Regions from separate parts of the Homo sapiens genome. Here region 2 is linked to region 1. The links are chromatin loops, found by intact Hi-C in ENCODE. Cell type or tissue: endothelial cell of umbilical vein. All regions are shown on one strand. Links, peaks and the distances in the headings refer to the core of each region. The heading gives the core; the rest is flanking DNA. Region 1 has its middle 14 kb from the start of ABAT. Region 2 has its middle 45 kb from the start of USP7.

Evidence for each region. A loop is a pair of places that touch in the nucleus more often than their neighbours do. Peaks named below come from ENCODE experiments on the same cell type or tissue, not always from the same donor. Only the 100,000 strongest peaks of a DNase experiment are listed, where the experiment ranks them.
Region 2: it touches region 1 in a loop (10-fold over the local background); 19 of 110 quality-filtered maps call a loop at or near these places.

The regions. Positions count from the first base shown.
Region 1 is chr16:8,659,598-8,662,504 of GRCh38, forward strand. It overlaps a transcript of METTL22 not described here. Among named protein-coding and RNA genes, the nearest start is that of ABAT, 14 kb to the right of the region's middle. In endothelial cell of umbilical vein, for the core only: a CTCF peak has its summit at 1,535 (motif pointing right); a DNase peak (open chromatin) is centred at 1,564.
Region 2 is chr16:9,007,481-9,010,387 of GRCh38, forward strand. No RefSeq gene overlaps it. Among named protein-coding and RNA genes, the nearest start is that of USP7, 45 kb to the left of the region's middle. RefSeq lists enhancers at 1,215-1,786, 1,586-1,635. In endothelial cell of umbilical vein, for the core only: a CTCF peak has its summit at 1,455 (motif pointing left); a DNase peak (open chromatin) is centred at 1,481.

The sequences.
Region 1 (2,907 bases), core at 159-2,658:
TCAGGTAGTGTAAAGAACCACAGTCCAAAAGCTACAAGTGAGGCAAAAAGGTGACTGCATGCTAGAGCCATCAGGACAGTGCAGCACTTGTGTATACAATTGATTAAATTGATTAGGGCGCAAGGACTTCGCTTTTTTTTTTTCCAGACAGCGTCTTACCTTGTTACCCAGGCTGGAGTGCAGTGGCGCAGTCTTGGCTCACTGCAGCCTCGACCTCCTGGGCTCAAGCGATCCTCCCACCTCAGCCCCACCAAGTAGCTGGGATTACAGGCACAAGTCACCATACCCAGCTAATTTTTTGTATTTCTTGTAGAGACGGGGTCTCACTATGTTGCCCAGGCTGGTCTCAAACTCCTGAGCACAAGCCATCCTCCCACCTCAGCCTCACAAAATGCTAGGATTATAAGTGTGAGCCACCACATCTGGCCACATTTTTCATTTCTGTTGAACTGAAATCATGTGATGCTTTTCTCTTCTGTCTAGTAGGAAAATCACCCCAAAGGGTACAGTGATTTTTGCCCTGTAGGACATTAACTGACTTTATGTGTAACATGGCCTGTTTTTGTTTTTGTTTTTGTTTTTTTGTTTGTTTGTTTTGAGATGGAGTCTCACTCTGTTGCCCAGGCTGGAGTGCAGTGGTGTGATCTCAGCTCACTGCAGCCTCCGCCCTCTGGATTCAAGCAATTCTCGTGCCTCAGCCTCCCAAGCTGGAACTACAAGCGCACACCACCACACCTGGCTAATTTTTGTATTTTTTTTTAGTAGAGATGGGGGTTTCACCATGTTGGCCAGGCTGGTCTCGAACTCCTGACCTCAAGTGATCCGCCTGCTTCGGCCTCCCAAAGTGCTGGGATTACAGGTGTGACCCACTGCGCCCAGCATAATATGGCAATTTTATCTCCTCATTTTTCCTACTTCCTAGAAGAATCCCTGTTTTTCGAATTCTCATTGGAGCCAGCTTTGTCATTGTGCCTAGGCCCTCATTAGTAAAGTAAATAAGACTTTTAATACATACTCACTACTGACTTTAAGATAATTATGTTTTAATGGTTTGAGAATTATAGCCTTGGCAGTGTTGGTAAGTACTAGAAAGAACAATAGAGCCATCGGGGGCTGGAAGAGTGTGAATGAGGGCGGTCGCTGCTTCAGGTGGGGAGATTGGGCCGGCAAGTGGGCAAGTCTTGGAGGAGGAGGAGGAGGAGGAGGAGGAGGAGGAGGAGGAGGAGGAGGAGGGGGAGGAGGGGGAGGAGGGGGAGGAGGAAGAGGAGGAGGAGGAGGAAGAGGAGGAGGAGGAGGAGGAGGAGGAGGAGCTGTGCTGAGTGGGTGAGCGGATGAGTGAACGGAAACCCAGAGCTACCAGGGATCCGGACTCTGGCCCGACCAGTGGGGAAGACAGGTGATGAGTTTGGTCTTGGCTTCAAGTCTCCCAAAGGGTCTGGATGTCATGTTCTCCTCCCCCAGGTTCCGCGGCTTGAGGGAAGCAGGGCCGTCAGGCACCTTGCGTCCCTGCTGGCCCCTGGCAGGATTCTCACCACAAGGTGGTGCCCCAGCCTCATGAATCCAGGGCCAGACGTGCCAGAAAGGAATCCAAGGTAATCATCAGTCCTGGCAGCCATGCCAACGTGTGGGTCTACAGTGACTCTCGGGGGACCCTAACTAACCTGCTATACATTGTACAGCAGCACGTGAGTTCTGAGAGCCGCCAGTACCCAGCTAGCCCCAAACCCGAATTCAGATAAAACCCGCCTTTATTAAGAACTTACCGTTGGCCGGGCGCGGTGGCTCACACCTGTAATCCCAGCACTTTGGGAGGCCAAGGCGGGCAGATCACGAGGTCAGGAGATCGAGACCATCCTGGCTAAAATGGTGAAACCCCGTCTCTACTAAAAACACAAAATATTAGCCGGGCGTGGTGGCGGGCGCCTGTAGTCCCAGCTACTGCGGAGGCTGAGGAGGAGAATGGCGTGAACCCAGGAGGCTGAGCTTGCAGTGAGCCGAGATTGAGCCACTGCACTCCAGCCTGGGCGACACAGCGAGACTCCGTCTCAAAAAAAAAAAAAAAAGAACTTAAAATTGATCTCATTTATCTGCCCAACAACTTTGTACTCATATTATTTTATTCTATTTTATTTTATCACTATTATTATTATATTTTTGTAGAGACAGGGTCTCACTATATTGACCAGGATGATTTCGAACTCCCGGCCTCAAGCAATCCTCCCACTTTGGCCTCTCAAAATGCTGGAATTACAGGCATGAGCCACTGTGCCCAGCCTCCTGTACCCATTTTAGGGACACGTAAGCTAAGGCTCGAATCTTTACAGAGGCTGTCTGAGGTCACAGGACTCAGAAGTAGCAAGAATGGGCTTGGCATGGTGGCTCACGCCTATAATCCCAATACTTTGAGAGACAGAGGTGGGAAGATCACTTGAGTCCAGGAGTTCAAGACCAGCCTGGACAACATACCAAGACTGTCTCTACCAAAAGAAAAACAATCAGCTGGGTGCAGTGGCACGTGTCCGTAGTCCCAGCTACTCAGGAGGCCAAGGCAAGAGAATTGTTTGAGCCCAGGAGTTTGAGGTTACAGTGAACTGTGACTGCACCACTGCACTCCCGCCTGGGCAATAGAGCGAGACTCTGTCTCTAAAAATAAAAATAGCAAAGAAGTAACAAGAGGTGGGATCTAACACCGGTTCTGTCTTTCCATTGGAAACCCAGAGCTCTTTCCATGACCCCTGCCCAGGGTGAATATTGTTTGTCTGAAGGAATCCAGGAGCCTTGTGGATTGGAGCTTATGCTGTGCCATTGTCTTTGGATGGATTGAAGGGTTTGACATGCCAGGGCTGGGACATGATGACAGTCTTATTCTGCCTGCCTCAGGCTTCAGGAAACAACTGCTGTTAGAGC
Region 2 (2,907 bases), core at 204-2,703, 350 kb after region 1:
TCCAGACCCAAGATTTAAGAGGACTGGGGCAGATCCATTTTTGTACTTTTGGGAATCCCAAAATGCAGTGCATGAAGCTCAGCAACCCTGTCGGGGAGGCCACGTGTGGAGGCAGTGCCCCGCAGCAGCGCGGGAGTGAGAGGAGGCAGCCTTCCCAGCATCCTGTGGAGCCTCCAGAGGACTCTAGCCTGTCAGGCTGTGACAGCGTGAGAGACCCCCAGTGAGATCAGCAATGGAATGGTTCATCTCAGCCCAGTGCGCCCACAGAACCAGAGACGTAATGACATGGTCGTTTCAAACCACTACATGTTGGAGCTGAATTTATTTTGCAACCATCGTAACCAAGCCACTGTCCTATTTTAGTGGCCATGAGTTGAGGGCTACCATGGTGGGTGCTGGGGAACTATTGTCTCATTCAAGTCACTCATTGTCCTGCATATTACCCCCACTTTTTCTTTTCTTTTTTTTAGAGACAGGATCTGGCTCTGTCGCTCAGGCTAGAGTGCAGTGGTGCGATCATAGCTCACTTCAGCCGCGGACCTCTTGGGCTCAAGCAGTTCTCCCCCTCAGCCTCCTAAGTAGCTGGGATGACAGGCACACACCACCATACCTGGCTAATTTTAAAATATTTTGTAGAGACAAGGGTGGGGGCGGGGGGGGGGTGTGGTTCTCACTATGTTGCCCAGGCTGGTCTTGAACTCTTGGCCTCAAGCAATCCTCCTGCCTTGGCCTCCCAAAGCCCTTGGCTTACAGGTGTGAGCCTGTACCGTCAAGACGAAGAAACGGAGGCTCTGAGAGGGGAGATCCTAAGCCTGCTGGTGGATGGAGGAGCTGAGTTTGAACCCAGGTCTGCATCTGGAGCCCCAAGCTCTGTGCACGTCCCACTGCCACCTCCCCACCGGGTTCATGATATCATTTCTCAGAGGCCTTGGTTGGTCCCAGCCGCAGCTTTGTCTCCCTTGCCCACCGCTGTGCTGGCTTAAGCGAACTCATAGCTATGCTCCTTCCCTTTTACCCCATCGGAAAAGGGAGCAGGATTACTTACAGTAAGTGAAAACCAAGACTTGTACAGGAAGCACGGCCCGATCCATTACAGGGTTATTCTAGCCCATAATGTACCTGTGCACTTTCAGACACAGCCAGACTGTCTGAAGAGGGGTCGAGAGGGTTTCAACGGGCCAGTGGGATCAAGGCTCAGAAATGCAGAACTGACGGGGAGCAAAGCCCCCGCCCCCCAGCAGTGTGCTCATTCCCACGGGACTCCTGGGGACTGCCATCGCACCCACGCACTCCAGAACGTGCGGCTGGCTCAGAGGTGGGGGTGTCCACCGCAGTCCTGGGTTTCTGAGCCTGTTGTTCCTTCCCTAGGGGCGCAGGGAGGGCCTTCCAGCGCCAAATCACCAGCCATAGCTCAGGGCCCTGACCCCGGCTGGGCTCAGATTCAGCCCCTGCTTGCGGTCCTCGCACCCTCTAGTGGCCACGGGGAGAAAGAAGTAGCTCAGCGGAGATTCTGGAGCTGGGTCCGGGTGGACACTGCACCCCACCCGGCAAGCAGGAGAGAGAACCCAGAAGAACGGATGACTCCCTCACACGCCTCTTTCTAAAGCATGCTGGCGCTGAATAACCACAGGGGTCCGTGATCTTTATCAATTACATGTGTCCGGCCTTATTAGCTCTTAAAGGAATCTTGTTTTCTCTCTCGCTGTTTTTTTTTTCCTTTGAGACAGGGTCTCACTTTGTTGCCCAGGCTGGAGTGCAGTGGTGCGATCATAGCTCACTGCAACCTCTAACTCCCGAGCTAGATTCTCCCACCCCAGCCTCCCGAGTAGCTGGACTACAGGAGCACCACCACACCAGGCTAATTTATTTATTATTTTTTTAAGATATGAGAACTTGGCCAGGCGCGGTGGCTGACGCCTGTAATCCCAGCACTTTGGGAGGCCGAGGCGGGCAGATCACGAGGTCATGAGATCGAGACCATCCTGGCCAACATGATGAAACCCCGTCTCTACTAAAAATACAAAAAATTAGCCGGGCATGGTGGCAGGCGACTGTAATCCCAGCTACTCGGGAGGCTGAGGCAGGAGAATGGCTTGAACCCCGGAGGCAGAGGTTACGGTGAGCTGAGATTGTGCCATTGCACTCCAGCCTGGGCAAAAAGAGCGAAACTCTGTCTCAAAAAAAAAAAAAAGATATGGGACCTTGCTATGTTGCCCAGGCTGGTCTCCAACTCCTGGGCTCAAGTTATCCTTCCACTTTGGCTTCCTAAAGTGCTAGGATTACAGGTGTGAACCACTGCGACTGGCTGATACTCAGCTTTTTTTTTTTTTTTTTTTTTTTTTGAGACAGAGGCTTGCTTTGTCACCCAGGCTGGAGTGCAGTGGCATGATCACAGTTCACTGCAGCCTTGAACTCCTGGACTCAAGCCATCCTTCCACATTAGCCTCCTGAGTAGCTGGGACTACAGGTGCACACTACCATGCCAAGTCGATGGAAGAGCTGGGTTCAAGCTTTATTTTTATTTATTTTTATTTTTTTTACTTTTTGTAGAGACGGGGTCTCACTGAAGTGTTGCCCAAGCTGTATTCGTGTATTTTTGATCCATAAAAAGTCAATTTCATATGGTTCAGCCTAAATTTCAACAATTCACATGCTTACTTATTCACATCCCCAAAGGGATCCACAGAGATTTCTTCCTGAAATACGATGACCTAGAGCAAGCAAGTTAAAATAAATAAAAAATAAATAAATAAATAAATAAATAAATAAATAAATAAAAAAGAGTCACCTCAAACCACTTAAAAGGAAGACAGGACAATTGCCAAAAAAAGAGACAGTCATTGAATGTTTTCAGTTTTAGTTTTTGAGATGGAATCTTGTTCTGTCACCTAGGCTGGAGGGCAGTGG